2 separate regions of the Homo sapiens genome follow, and region 2 is linked to region 1. The links are chromatin loops, found by intact Hi-C in ENCODE. Cell type or tissue: Caco-2. All regions are shown on one strand.

Region 1 (8,000 bases):
ATACACATCAAACATAATAAAAATTCTGAAAACAGACCCATACATATATGGCCCATTGATTTCAACCAAAATGTACCAAGAAAATTCAAAAAGGAAAAGAACGGCGTTTTTGACAAATGGTACTAGGAAAACTGGATATCTACATGGAAAGAAATAAATCTGCCCCTTACGTTATGCCATATACAAAAACCAACTTGAAATAAGTCATAAACCTAAACATATGAGCTAAAACGATAAGCTTTTTAGAAGACAATATAGACGAAAATCTTAGAAACTTTGAGTTTGGCAAAGATTTCATAAATAAAACAAAAAATGAGTGCAGAAGAAAATTTAAATTAGACTATATAAAAAGAAAAAACTCTTGGTTTTCAAAAGGCACCATTAAAAAATAAAAATGCAAGACTCAGACAGGGAAAAAAATTTGCAAACACCTGTAAGATGAAGCATTTCTACCTAGAATATATAAAAGTACTCTTTTAACTTAAAAATAAGACAGACAACCCAATAACAAATGGACAAATGATCTGAGCAAACACTTCACCAAGTAAGATGTGCAGATTGCAAATAAGCTCATGAAAAGATGTTCAACATCGCTACTCATTAGGGAAATGCAAATTAAAACTGCAATGGGATAATACCATATACCCACTAAAATGACTAAAATTATAAAGACTGACAATTCCAAGTGCTTGTGAGAATGTGGAACACCTGGAATTCTCATATCATGCTGATATTGACTACAAAACGATATGGCCACTTTGGGAAACAATTTCTTACTAAGTTAGGCATTCACTTATCACATGATCCAGCAATGCCACTTTTAATTATTCATCCAAGATGAATGGCTACAAAGGCTTTTATGAAAATTTACAAAAACAAAAAACTAGAAGAGCCAATAGTTTCTAGGTTTATTTATAGTAGTTAAAAACCATACTGAACCCAAATATTCATTAACTGGTAAGTAGACGAACAAATTATGACATAGCCAGGCTCTGGAATACTACTCTGTACTAAAAAGAAACCAGCTACTGACACAGGCAACAGCATAAATGAATCTCAACAGCATTAACTGAAGTGAAAGTAGCCAGACACAAAATGCTATATATTGAATAATTTAATCTGCATGAAATTCTAGAACAGCTGAAACTACAGTGGTAAAAAGCAGGTTTCAGGTTGCCAAGGGACTGACTGCAGAGGCATGAGGAAACTTTTGAGAGGATAAAAATGTTCTCTTAGGCCGGGCACGGTGGCTCCCACACTTTGGGAGGCCAAGGCGGGCGGATCACAAGGTCAGAAGATCCAGACCATTCTGGCTAACACAGTGAAACCCCGTCTCTACTAAAAATACAAAAAAATTAGCTGGGCGTGGTGGCGGGCGCCTGTAATCCCAGCTACTCGAGAGGCTGACGCAGGAGAATGGCGTGAAGCCGGGAGGCGGAGCTTGCAATGAGCCGAGATTGTGCCACTGCACTCCAGCCTGGGGGACAGAGCGAGACTCCGTCTCAAAAAAAAGAAAAAAAGTTCTCTTATATATCATCATTATGGTGATGCTTCCATGACTATATATATTTGACCTAATTTGTTGAATTGTTCACTTAAAGTTGCTGGATTTTATTGCACATAAATTATACTTAAAGTTGAAAAAAATCTTCCCACAATCCCACCACATAAAGCAAACCACCATTAATATTATGGCATCATTTCTTTCTGTTTTCATTTACATTTAATATACTCAAAATCGTGTTTTACTTGTATACTTTATACCCTACTTTAAAAAAATTTAAATACAAGCTTTGTATTATCAACATGCTTTGAAAGAGCAATTTATAATAGCTGCTTATAATTTACCAAACCGTTCTTCTATTGTTGGACATTTACGTTGTTCACAAATTTTGCATATTATAAATAACTAAAGCTAGGAAAACATTTTACACGTGTGGTTTTTATTCTGGAAATTGGATCTTTTCTGAAGCCAAGTTCTGCGTAATATTTTGACTGAGTACTAGAATGCCTTCTAAGGGGCCTGCCTGCCACCAGTTGGCCTCCACTTTCACCTCTCCCTGCACTGTTGCCAGAGTTATTTCCCAAATACAATTGATGATGTCCCTTCCCGGATTATAACTCCAGTTGGCTTTCTGTTGCTTACAGCGTGAAGCCATGTTCTGTTGTAGCTCAAGTGGTCTGTGATAAGTAGCTCTCAGCCTTCAACAGGTACTCTGCTATGGGTTGAACTGTGTCCCCTCAAAAAAGGTCCCAGTACCTCACAATGTGACCTTATTTGGAAGTAGGGTCAGTGCACATGTAATTAGTTAAGATGGGGTCATAACTGGAGTAGGCTGGGCCCTTAATCCAATATGACCACCGTCTTGAGAAGAAGATAGCCATGTGAAGACACAGAGACACGGGGCAAATGCCAGGTGAAGACAGAGGCAGAGATAGGAGTGATGCATCTACAAACCAAGGAAGGCCAAGGACCATCAGCCATCACCAGAATCCAGGAGACTGGCATGGAACAGATCCTTCCCTCACAGCCCTCAGAATCCCACTGACACCTTGATTTTGGACTTTGAGCCTCCAGAACTGTTATGCAATAAACTATTGTTTTAAGCTACCCAGTTTGTAGTACTATGTTACAGCAGTCCTAGGAAACTAATACACACTCAACCTCCCTATCACTCTGAACAGCCAATTCTTCCTTTTCAGAGCTTTACAAATACTCTTGTCACCTAAGAATGTTATCTATGTCTCCTTCCAACCCCACTACTCTGCCTGGCAAAGCTAAGACTTCTTTCCAATATCTCTTCTTGGGTGAACCTTTTCTGCTTTTCCTTTTGCCTCAGGAAGTTGACTACATAAACCCTCATTGGCCTATTGTAAATTGGACTTGCCCTGTATTATAATTATCAACGCTTCTTTAATATACTGAGATTTTTGAAAGCAGAGATCACATCTAACTCATTTTTGTGTATGAGTTAATGAGATCTTAATTGACACACTTCACAGAAGATGCACAACATGGTGGACACACTTTGGAATGACTCTGGAGTGAAACAGACCAGATCTGGTTTAAAGTTTAGGCTCCACACCTTATCAGCTACTGGAATCCTGGGCAAGTTGCATAACCTCTCTGAGCCTCAGTATCCTCATCTATAAAATGAGGTTAGTAATTTCTTTCTAATGGGTGATGAGAAATTGATGAGGTATCCTATGTGAATGTGCATACAAACATGGTAGGCCTTTAGTAAATGTGTACCTTTTTCAACATACAATTACCATTTTTTTGTGGAACATGTAGATAAGACTATAAAATATAAAGTTAGCATAAATATCTAGAAACAAAAGGCTGATTCTTGCAAAATTTATTTTTTTAAATGAGACATACTTCATTCACCAATTACTAACAGGATCACACTAAATAATTACCATCTTGTCATTTTGATTAAAGAGCTTTGTGGATCTTGCTTGGTGTGTTTACTGGGGATAACTTAACTTTTGGCAATCCTAGAAGTAAAAAATGAAAAACAAGGGGGAGAGAGAGAAAAAAAACAAACCAAACCAGAAACAGAACAGAGGGAAATAATCTGTTTCCCCGACAGGTCTCTGCCAACATCTAGTTCCCTGATGACTCATTTTTTCCCTCGGGAGAGGAGTTATTTAGTCCATAATCATTCTGACCCTTGGACCTTTCTGAACAAAAATGAGCATTGAGGAATGAGCCACACTGTAATTCCAGCCGAGACCCAGGCTCACAGCATACCTCAGGGATCCCGAGGGAGCCCTGCACTCACACAGACGTGACCTGAACAAAGGTAGTAGAGTTCTGTCAGGATTCCTAACCCAATGCCAAGGCCCTCCCAGTTGCTACAAACTGGTTACAGATGGAGCCTTATTATTTTTTTCCGGTGAACACACAAAGCAAAGGTAACAAAATGAACACGTCAAGCCCAGCCCTTCAGAAGTCTTGTAAACCACTTACATCTGTTCTCATCAGCTCCATATCTAGCAATTTCCTGAAAATAGAGTGCATTTGTTTTCTTTAATGCTGTAACTTGTCGATCATAAGAGATGATCCTGAGACCATTAAACTGAGCTCCATTAGAACTGACACATTTTTATAGAACATTACTGTCTCAAAGCAGGATAAATGAGGCTCAGGACAGGCATAGCAGTCCTTTATTTTAAGGTTCAGGTCTCTAAAACAGAAGGAAATGGTAACAAACAATACCTGATTCTAGCAGTAGAGCAGAGGAGCTCACACTGCCCAGTTTAACTCTTGGCTTTGCCACTTTCTAGCTACTGCTGCAGTTTCCTTATCTGTCATATGAGGATAAGAACAGTACCTTTTTAAAAGCTTGCTGGAGAGATTAAATGAGATGATACATGGGCAATGCTTAGGACTGCATTTAGTACATAGTAATCCCTCGGAAATGAATGCTATTAATATAACTGTTAATATTGTTGACTCTTTCAGATTTCTGCAAAAGGCATTATCTCTATCTACAAAGAAACACTTGGGGCAACTCATTCTTTTTCTCAAACTAGCACATTTCTGGGAATAATGTGGGATTTAAGCAATAAGTTGTCATCTAAGACAAAGCAATTCAGAGGGTGAATTATTCCAGGCATGTCTTGCCTGGAATGGCCCTAAAATGTTCCTCTGTGCCCAAAGTTTATTATAAAACATCCATCAGAGTCTTACAAAGTATACTCCAAACCACAAGGGCTGTTAAATCTCCAATCCACCCACTTTCAACCTCAGAAACTTCTCAACTCCATGCTCCAGGCAGCCAGCACCAATCAGCTGAGGTTGGCAAGGGGATAAAACAAAACCTATTTGTCATCTATAACATAAAACACAACTTGCAAAGAGGGTATGCAATCCATTTTATAATGGAGGTAGTGGGGGAGAGTAATAACCTCTGCCTTATGAACAAATGTCATCATACAAAAATTTACTTCTATGTAGTCTCAGGAGGTAAACTGTGAGAAGAAACCATTATTTAATTCAAAGTATATTTGAAATTGGTGAAATATTGAAGTGGGTAAGGAAGTTTTGTGTTTTAATTCTTCCAGGATACCACCAGGATACCACTCTTATATAGAAGCATTAACTCATTGCACAGTAAATTAGCAGCCCAAGGCAGAACTTCCAAATGCCTATGCCAGGAATAACAATAATGCCCCTTTCAACCCTTGTGGCTTCTGAGGCTGGGGTGTTTGGGACAGCCCTATCCATGGCCATGAGGAGGCTCCTCCATGTACAGCAGCTGCTGTGTAAATATTTTCATTTTTATGTGTGCTATGACCTGAAAAGTTTAGGAAATGAATACATTTAGGTTTACAATATACATTTAGTATTTACGTTTACAGAATACTATATACATTAAGGTTTACAGAATACATTTAGTATTTATAATACTGGTTTAGGAAATGAATATATTTCCAGAGTCCCCTCATTTGTGACCATGGCAAAGCTTAAGCATTATATGGCTTATCCGAATCACGGTGTATGATACTAATAGATTCTAGTAAAACTATATACGCATTCTTTATCTGAGAGCTCAGGCCTGTAATCAAAATTCTGTTAGGGTTAGTTTGTTTGCAAGGGACAGAGAAGCATTAAGGGTAGCATGAACAGTGAAAGCTTTTCACAAGGTCCACCAAGGGAGGCAGGAATCCTACAGGAAAAAATACATGGCCTGTTCAGAGACAGGATATGGAAGCCCGAAGCTTGAGAGAGGCCTCAGCCACAAGAGAGTCTGGGTCTTCATCCTGACACTCCACTAGTAACATGACTTGGCTATATTCTCTCTTTGCTTCCCTCTGGTTGTCTTACATTTTCTCCCAGTTGGCTTTTTCGCCCTCTAATTTTTCCACTAGTTCTTTGCTTCTATCTATTTCTAGGTTCTGATTCTCATAACTTCAGCCTCCTAATTCCTCCTGGTCCCTACTTCTACCCAATGGTCAATTTTAATCTTTCTTTTTCTCCCTCCCTCCTGCCCTCTGTATTTTTCAGTGTCCATTCCTGCTGCTAACTCCCTATTTCCCTTTACATTTTCTAGTCCACATTCTGGAGAATAAGAATCTGGGTGGCCCTACCAGTCCTTGTCTGGGCAGAACCTCAGGCCTTTTCCCAGGCCACTCACCAACCTGTGGTTTGACTGATCTTGGTTCAAATGCTTACTGGCTGAGAGGGACTGGAGTCATGGGGTTCAAAACATGTCCCTTCAACAGAGCTGTGATGGGTGGGACAATTTTCCTTTGACAGTCTCTAGGTACAAAAGACACAATATATCAAGAACAAGCTCCCTCAAGTGAACAAGGTTTTATGTTTCCACTTATCAAAAAAGACCTCTTAAATACATTCACTGTATCATAAATAAATACTTTTGGTAATTTCTTTTTCTTTCTTCTTCTCTTTTTCCTTCTTTCCTTCCATCCATCCATCCATCCATCCATCCACCTATCTATCCATTGACCCACCCATCCATCCAACAGAAACTTACTGATTCCATCTATCTCAAAAAAAAAAAAAATATGAGATCTCTGATAATCATAATGGTCCTCAAGGACCATAAATCTACTAGGCAAGACAAGTTATCTGTGAAAATAATTTTAAGTGCCCTAAGAACAAAATGCCATGGAAATTCAAAGGAGAAAGACATCTTTTGGCTGGAGCAGATGACATTTCAGCTGGGGCCTGAAAGATGGGGAAGATTCCAATATTCATAGCAGACATAATGAACAAGATGAGCCTAAGTCTAAAGGTAGTAGAATTTTGTTACATCAAAATTCAGATTTTGGCAATTAAAGTTATAGGAGAAAAGTATAATTGTAAAAAATTCAAACCAGACTAAAAATATATAGCATAAAGTTTGTCTCTCCTCGTTGTTCACTTACTCTTCCATGAATCTTCCTTTCCAAAGGTAACTGCCATTAACTGCTTTCCATGAATTTGTGAGATGTTTTTCTATATCATTAAATTGAAGCTTTATAATTATTTGACTATTATATATTAACCCATTTTACAAAGAGGTAGGTTAAATAACTTGCCAAAAATCACACAGCCTAGTGTGTAAAGGGAGTTGAGATTTCAATCAAGTCCTGTTACTTCCAAATATTTGACTGTTTCCATCACACCTTGTGTGATGGGGCTGTTAGCTTGAAATTATATCAAAAAGCTCAAATCAGTCCTGTGAATAGACCTTGTTTTTAGGGGTAATTTTGTACAGAGCTAGAAGAAAGCTAAAGGTGGGTACTCACACATTAGCCACTTACAATAGAAAGTCCTATATATACTGAGATGGTGTTTCAGTTCTCCCCTGACCTAAACTAAAGTTGTACCATAAGCTTTATTTCTGTGTCCAACAGAAAGTAAATTCTACTCTAATAACAGAGTGCTAATGACATTGTTGAAGGTTTAAGAGAAATCAGACATGTCTCTCTTCTACAATATCGTTTAAAATAAACCCAATAAATTATTTACCAACTTTCTACTAATAGGAAAGCTAATTCCATTTACTCAAGCTTCTTTCTTTCACATCCAAAGTGAAACTTCTAAAGGAATATATCATAGGGCATATGAGGAAAACTCAAGTTTTATGGTTATAGAACACTTACCCCAGACTGCCATGAAAACAGCAAAGAAGACAGTGGCTCCATTGTCAAAAAGGTGGGTTACCTGTGAATAATAAGAATCGGTGCTGAGTTAATTTCTCATATATGATATTCCAATTCAAATTTTTTCAAGTTCTGTAAAAATAGCTGTGATTATATAATGAGTTTTACAGGCTTTGTTTTGGGTAGGGGGAATATTCCTTTTGAACCATAAATAAGAAAAGGCTTCCTCTAATTGCAAGGTAGTTCATATATAGAGGATACAATTTGTTCTCTTTATGTGGTTATCATCTAGTTGAACATTTATCAGCATCCCCAATAGTGCTACTAAGAATCCCCTTTTGTGCACAACAAAACTCTTATACACGTACATATGTGTATGG
Region 2 (8,000 bases), 120 kb after region 1:
ACCTATGAGACAAGTATTATTATAAAGAAGCCAGGTTCAGAAATGCTAAGTGTGGCCATGCAGCTAGTAAGTGACAAAGATGAATTTTCATTCAATTCAGACCCCAAATCCATACCATTTCTAGCTGGCTTTTGTTTTTGTGGGAAGCATTTTACTGTTCTTAAATCATGTTTGGCTTTCAAGAATGGAAGTCATTTAACCACCAAGCAATTATCTTGTTGCCATTTCAACATTTATCTGAATAAAGCTAGACTTTACATCTGTAGTCTGACAGCTCTGACAACTTTCTAAAATTTAACAAATAGATCCATTATTGTCTTAAAAATTCACGGAAATACAAAGACACAATACAGCTTTGAACACCTTAGGCTGGGATTTTAAGAACTAAACACTATTTAGCATGTATATGACACGAGCAAGCCCAAGACTCTCTAGATGCTCATTATTCTTCAAATGTATCTTGACAGCATCCCTAAGGCAAAGGCTGCCTGGTTTACCAATAAGAAAAAAGGAGGTTTAAGTTTAAAAACTCAAAATAAATAAATAAAGCAATTAGAAAGGACATAATGCTTCCTTAGCCGATTTTACTCCCTTCTAATAGGCCAGCAGTTTTCAATCTCTGTTCTCTGGAACCCTACAGCCCTTTTGAGGAGTTTCAGGGGCCATGGAGCAGACAAAGAGACAACTGAGCGGGCAAGGCTCACCTTCTACCCCTACCTATACCAAACAACTCAGTTTCTGTTTTGTATATTGAAGTTATATGTTGATCATATATTGGGGAAAAATACATTTTACTGCTTTTACAAAAGTTTAGAAACTTCTGCTAGTGTGTTCTGGCAACAATTAAATGGTTGTGTTGACATCTCCCTAAAGAACCTGCGGTTCTAGTTATTACAGATATGACAGCAGGAACCTTCCTTCTGCCACAGAAAGTTATTGAGATTTAAAATATGCCTTTGCAAACAAACAAAAAGTCATGAGATTTAAAAAAAATATTCATTTAAAACTAATTTCTGTATGGAACTGGCATAAAAACAGACACATAGATTAGTGGAACAGAACAGAGAACCCAAAAACAAATCCATACATCTATAGTAAATTCATTTTTGACAATGGTGCCAAGAACATACATTGGAGAAAGGACAGTCTCTTCAATAAGTGATGCTGGGAAAACTGGATATCCATACACAGAAGAATGAAACTAGACCCCTATCTCTCACCATATACAAAAATCAAACCAAAATGGATTAAAGACTTAAATCTAAGGCCTCACACTAAGAAACTTCTAAAAGGAAACATTAGAGAAACTCTCCAGAACATTGGACTGGGCAAAGATTTCTTGAGTAATACCTCACAAGCACAGGCAACCAAAGCAAAAATGGACAAATGGGATCACATCAAGTTAAAAAGCTTCTGCGCAGCAAAGGAAACAATCAACAAAGTGAAGAGACAACCCACAGAATGGGAGAAAATATTTGCAAACTATCCATCTGAGAAGGGATTAATAACCAAAATATATATGGAGCTCAAACAACTCTAGAGGAAAAACATCTAATAATCCAAATAAAAATGGGCAAGATGTCTGAATAAGACATTTCTCAGAAGGAGACACAGAAATGGCAAACAGGCACATGAAAAGGTGCTCAACACCACTGATCATCAGAGAAATGCAAATAAAAACTACAATGAGAAATCTCATTGTAAAATGTTCAGATTTCATAATGAGATATAATTTCATTGTAAAATAAAGTTGGAAATCAGGGCTCACCTCAGTTAAAATGGCTTTTATCTAAAAGACAGGCAATAACAACTGCTGGCAAGGATGTGGAGAAGAGGGAACCCTCATACACTGCTGGTGGGAATGTAAATCAGTACAACCACTATGAAGGACAGTTTGGAGGTTCCTGAAAAAATTAAAAATAGAACTTCCATATGATCCAGCAATTCTGCTTAGGGGTATATACCCCAAAGAAAGGAAATTAGTATACTAGCTATCTGCACTCTCATGTTTACTGCAGCACTATTCACAATAGCCAAGATTTGGAAGGAACCTAAGTGTCCATCAACAGATGAACAGATAAAGAAAATGGTGGTACATATACACAATGCAGTACTATTCAGCTATAAAAATATGAGATTCTGTCATTTGCAACAATATGGATGGAACTGGAGGTCATTATGTTAAGTGAAATGAGCCAGGCACAGAAAGACAAACTTTGCATGTTCTTATTTGTGGGAACTAAAAACTAAAAACAATTGAACTAATGGAGATAGAGAGTAGAATGGTGGTTACCATATGCTGGGAAGAGTAGTAGAGCGGAAGGGAGGTGGGGATGGTTAATGGGTACAAAAATATAATTAGATAGAATGAATAAGATCTAGTATTTAATAGCACAACAGGGTAACTAGAGTCAATAATAACTTATTGTACATTTAAAACTAAAAGTATAATTGGATTGTTTGTAACACAAAGAAAGAATGGATGTTTGAGGTGGTGGATACCCCATTTACACTGATGTGATTACTAAACATTGTATGCCTGTATCAAAATATTTCATGTACCCCATAAATATATACACCTACTATGTACCCACCAAAATTAAAAATTAAAATAAAAAAAGATGTCATTGTCATCACCTGGCTCAATAATGGCAATGTTTATAAAACAGCACAGATGATGGTATTGTATATAACCCCAGCACTCCACAATGGGGTTGAGATCATTAACTTGTTTCTGATTTAGCGTATTTGCTAAGAAGAGCTTCTCTTACTACTACTTCATTGTAAAAAAAAGGTGAACACCTTGGTTACTTCTATAAAAAGGCAAATAATGATGATGGCACTTCTTACAGCCCTGGGAATGACATTTAGAGAAGAACTATGTGCCTAATTCAATCTTTGCTCATTCATTAGCCTTGGCGACCTTTCCATAACATAAAGTGAGGTCATTCATGCTCTGCATAAAAGAGCCTCCAAGTCTACTGACCACAATTTCACCTTCTTTGGAAAGAGCATGAGCTCTGGATTCAGACAGACCTGAGTTCAAATGCCAGCCCTTCCACTTATTAGCTATTAGATTGGGATATTTAACTTATTCAAGCTTTAATTTCTTTATTTTCTAAATATTTATTTATCTTCTAAATATGGAAATACAATTTCCCAGACAGAATGAATGATTGAGGAATAAAGACAAAGGTGGCAGTCAACACTTATACACCCCTGACTGTGTACCAGGCACTATGTTAAAGGCTTTACATAGATGTACTATTACTATTTTCCTTTTACAGATGTGGAAATTAAGGCAAAGAGAGTTAAAGACTAAATAAAATAACATAGGTAAAAGGTCAGCCACAAAATTGCCAGACAAGATTATCTGCTCAATATATGCCAGCCCCCCCGGCCCCGCTCACCCCCATACCCCATACCCTGCCATCTGCTCCTCTGAAATGGCATGACCATGCAGGTTAAAAATAAAATTGGAAATCAGGGCTAAAGAATTAGATTCAAAGTGACTCACTCGGTGTCACTGAGAAATGACTCAGTCTCCTCAGCCACAAAAGTATACACCACCCCTAATGTAGGCACAGCTATATGATTATGTAGACACACGTGCAAGCACAAACAGACTGCAGGATAACAATGATCCCACAATCCTTTTAACTCCTCAGATCTCACTGCAAACACTATCTTGTGCCCTCTTTCCTTCATCAGAACCTGATGGAATACAACACAATCATGTGTTTCAGGGTATGGATGCCATTCAAGAGTGTCCCTACAGTATATATCCAGATATGCTGGGAATCATGAAAGGAAAAACTAGGAGCAAAACAAGAGGGGTGGGCAACAAATGGTAGGGGGATGAATGGTCTCTAAAAAGGGCTGGACATTGAAAATAATTTAAAGTGAGAATGAAAAAGTACAGTATAACCTTTGAATGACATGCTTCACAGTAGCCAGCTAATGTAATAAATGCTCACATACATACACACACACATACACCTGATTCATGGACTGCAGAGCTTTAAGACATGATTCTCAATCAAGTTTCAGAAGGAAATATTTTAAAATGCTTACCTCTTAAAATGTTCGGATTTGAAAACTTTGGTGATTAAAAAAGCAGTGTTTTTCTTTTTGTTTGTTTATTTTTGTTTTAATAGGTGCTACTGTACATAAGATTTGAGTAGGCACTCCACTCCTTAAACTATGGATGGAGGGTTTGAATCTTACTAGATGAACTCAAGAGTAGGAATTGCACTGTAATGTTGTTATCATTGCATCAAACTAAATCTATCTGCAAGTTCCCATTCCACCGGCTTCGTGGACAATTTAATTTCAGTTATTGCTGACACTCCCACTTTCCTGCCTCATGTATCCAGAACTGTGCAAAGGTCCTAGGAGTTTTGTAAAGAGCAGAACATTTAGAAAGAGCAGTCAGGTGTCCAAGACACACTGGTTACTACTGAGCTGCCCACCTTTCAAGTCTCCAGTGATTCCACACGTTCACTCAATCACTAACAAATATTAGTAAGCACCTACCACACTCCATGCTCTGTTCAAGGCACTGGAGATAAAACAAAGAAACAGGAAGATGAGACTGCCCCCTTCCCAGAGACTCCTAAGTTCCTTTCTCAGGCCAGGAACTCTCTGTGTGACTGACAGTTCAGGTGGCTCCCCTGCAGTCTCCCAGGCATGCAACATAGCCATTCCCTCCCTTTCCATTCCCCCTACCAGAAGCCTGGCTCCCTCTACAGGGCATCTCTCTTGCAATTTCTTCTTCCATACAAGCATCAGTCTTGGAAGCTCAGGCTTTCAGAAAAAAAAGGCAGGAACTTTAGTTAACACAAAACTCTGCTGAAACAAAGGAGTTCAAGGTACCTGACTACCATCTTGGAATGGAGAGTGAAGGGTGAGAATAGAGAGGAAGGGACAAATAACATCAACGAAAAGAAACAAACACACACACACACACACACACACACAAACACACCCTTGTTATACTTTCACATGTAAATGCCTGTTCCTAAAAAGCAATCAAGTTGTTTTCCTGTTGAACACCAAAACAAGACGTGATCTGAAAACGTTTTCATTTTTCCTGAATTAGACTTTGTACCAAACATTCACCACTGCCTTAAGGTATTATGCCTAGCACAGTACCTGACACATGACAGGCAAGATGGATGGATGGTTAAAATAACTCTTTTCTTTTTTATAAGCTGTACATCTAATATGGAGGATCTGAAAAAGCACTTGAGTATGGCCAGCCACTCTGAGACATCTTTAGAAGAGATGAGGATATACTTAGGGTATGCACACTAAAAGATAAAATACTGTAAATGTATTTCACAATGTAGAAGCATGGTGGCAAAATTCTTGCATCAAGATGTGAAAATATAATACAACTTTAAAAATGCAAAGTAGTTCATTTTTCCTAATCATTTTTATTTAATTTAGTATTTAGCAGAACAAGGATGAACATACAATTAAATATTGACTCTATCACATAGTAACCATATATCCTTGGGGAGCTATATTCAGTTTTTTCACCTTTAAAATGGAGAAAATCTTATCTATTATTACTTAGGGTTAAGATTGAAAAGAGATACTTTGGGAAAACACCATCATGGCCAGCCTACCCCAGACACTCAAGAAATGTTTGAAATACACACATGTAAGCATGCACATATGCACTTCTAGCTTGATCTTGAAGGTCTCATATATATATATATGTGTGTGTGTATATATATGTATGTATATATATGTATGTATGTATATGTATGTATACACACATATATACATGCATACATATATATATATATACTATATATAAATAGTCACAACATTTGAAGAAAAAAGTGAAAATTTTCCATCATCTTGTTAATCTTAACAAAAAGGAGAGGAATTATACTGATGTTCAGAATTCTGTATTCTTTTTTTTTTAATTATACTTTAAGTTCTGGGGTACATGTGCAGAACGTGCAGGTTTGTTACATAGGTATACACGTGCCATGGTGGTTTGCTGCACCTATCAACCCGTCATCTACATTAGGTATTTCTCCTAATGCTATCCCTCCTCTAGCCCCCCACCCCCCGACAGGACATGGATGACACTGGAAACCATCATTTTCAGCAAACTAACACAAGAACAGAAAACCAAACACCGCATGTTCTCACTTATAAGTGGGAGTTGAACAATGAGAACATATGGACACAGGGAGGGGAACATCACACACTGGGGCCAGTCGCAGAACTCCATATTCTTTACACACTTAACGATGGTCTCGCAAAGCTTTCCAGAAACGATAATCTAAGCTACAGTCCCTTAAAGTACCAAGCTACCTATTTTTATGCTTGGAGATTTCCATGAACTGGCTAAAAATTTCGATCATATTTGGAACCTAAATAGAGACTGAATGGCCCAAAATCTTTCCTTCCAGAAATGACCCAGCCTGTGTGGGCAGCTTCTCAAATCTAATTAGCACAAAACTTGTTTGCAACAAGAAAATAAATTAGTTCCAAAGCAATAGAAAATGCATAAACTTATAAAGGGCTGGATTTGCATTTTAAAGTCAAGTAACATTTCCTTTTTCTTCTGTTAAGTACTCATAAATTTATACTCCTCTACCTGTTCATAGAAAGATCACCCTTCTAAACTACAGAACAGTTAACATCAGATACACACGTCTTTACTAAGATCTGGTAATAAAAATTACTATAAAAATAGTACCTTACTAACCTTTAGTTCATTCTGATGCAAGTTCATTCTAGCCCCCACTCCTTAAATTTAAGTTCACCTCTAGCACTTGCATGGAAGCCAACTTTTATCATTTATTGAAAAAAAATTTGAACTCTTTGAGCACTGTACAACCTATCATCTTTCAAATCAAGTGAAGTAATTACATAATTTTATAACTTTCCATGAAAAGTTATTTTCTCTCCAATGTCTAATAATCTGATTTTTATTCTCTTGTGGAAATTTTTTCTCTTTTATTCATTAATGTAATATAAAGGGATTGTTCAACCGGAATAAATAGCTGATCCCCTTATATTCTCTGCTAAAAACATTTCTTTTAAAAGTAGCCTAATCTTCAGTTTCAGGATCCTTCACCTCAATGTGTTTAAATCCTGTACTGAGCACATTCATGAAGGAATTAAATGAAGGAACAAACAGCCATCATTGCAGTCTGGTCTCCATTATTATCATCTTCCCCTGTCATTTAATTTCTTCCACCCTCAGTTGTTCCATCTGTAAGGTGGAGGTAATAACTATCTCATAAGGTCAAGAGGACGGTATAATGATAAATGGGGATAACTAAAAAGCATAAAATTATTCATAAGAAAGTTAACAAGAAAATGCAATGTCCCTAGGCATGGGCAAGGACTTCATGACTAAAACATCAAAAGCAATGGCAACAAACGCCAAAATTGACAAATGGGATCTAATTAAACTAAAGAGCTTCTGCACAGCAAAAGAAACTACCATCAGAGTGAATAAGCAACCTACAGAATGGGACAAAATTTTCACAATCTACCCATCTGACAAAGGGCTAATATCCAGAATCTACAAAGAACTCAGATAAATTTACAAGAAAAAAAACAAACAACCCCATCAAAAAGTGGGCAAAGGATATGAACAGACACTTCTCAAAAGAAGACATTTATACAGCCAACAGACACATGAAAAAATGCTCATCATCACTGGCCATCAGAGAAATGCAAATCAAAACCACCATGAGATACCATCTAACACAAGTTAGAATGGCGATCATTAAAAAGCCAGGAAACAACAGATGCTGGAGAGGATGTGAAGAAATAGGAATGCTTTTACACTGTTGGTGGGAGTGTAAATTAGTTCAACAATTGTGGAAGACAGTGTAGTGATTCCTCAAGGAGGTAGAACTAGAAATACCATTTGACCCAGCAATCCCATTACTGAGCATATACCCAAAGGATTATAAATCATGCTACTATAAAGACACATGCACACGTATGTTTATTGCGGC

Evidence for each region. Peaks named below come from ENCODE experiments on the same cell type or tissue, not always from the same donor. Only the 100,000 strongest peaks of a DNase experiment are listed, where the experiment ranks them.
Region 2: a loop joins it to region 1, with 2.1 times the contacts of the local background. A loop is called at or near these places in 1 of 110 quality-filtered maps.

What each region holds. Positions count from the first base shown.
Region 1 is chr12:101,048,022-101,056,021 of GRCh38, reverse strand. It overlaps ANO4 (anoctamin 4), which reads right to left. Exons shown (of 28, transcript NM_001286615.2): 14 at 7,621-7,681. Among named protein-coding and RNA genes, the nearest start is that of SLC5A8, 160 kb to the left of the region's middle. In Caco-2, no CTCF peak of the experiment used is centred here; a DNase peak (open chromatin) is centred at 3,761.
Region 2 is chr12:100,923,583-100,931,582 of GRCh38, reverse strand. All of the region lies in intron 3 of ANO4 (anoctamin 4), which reads right to left. Among named protein-coding and RNA genes, the nearest start is that of ANO4, 130 kb to the right of the region's middle. In Caco-2, a CTCF peak has its summit at 4,732 (motif pointing left); a DNase peak (open chromatin) is centred at 4,722.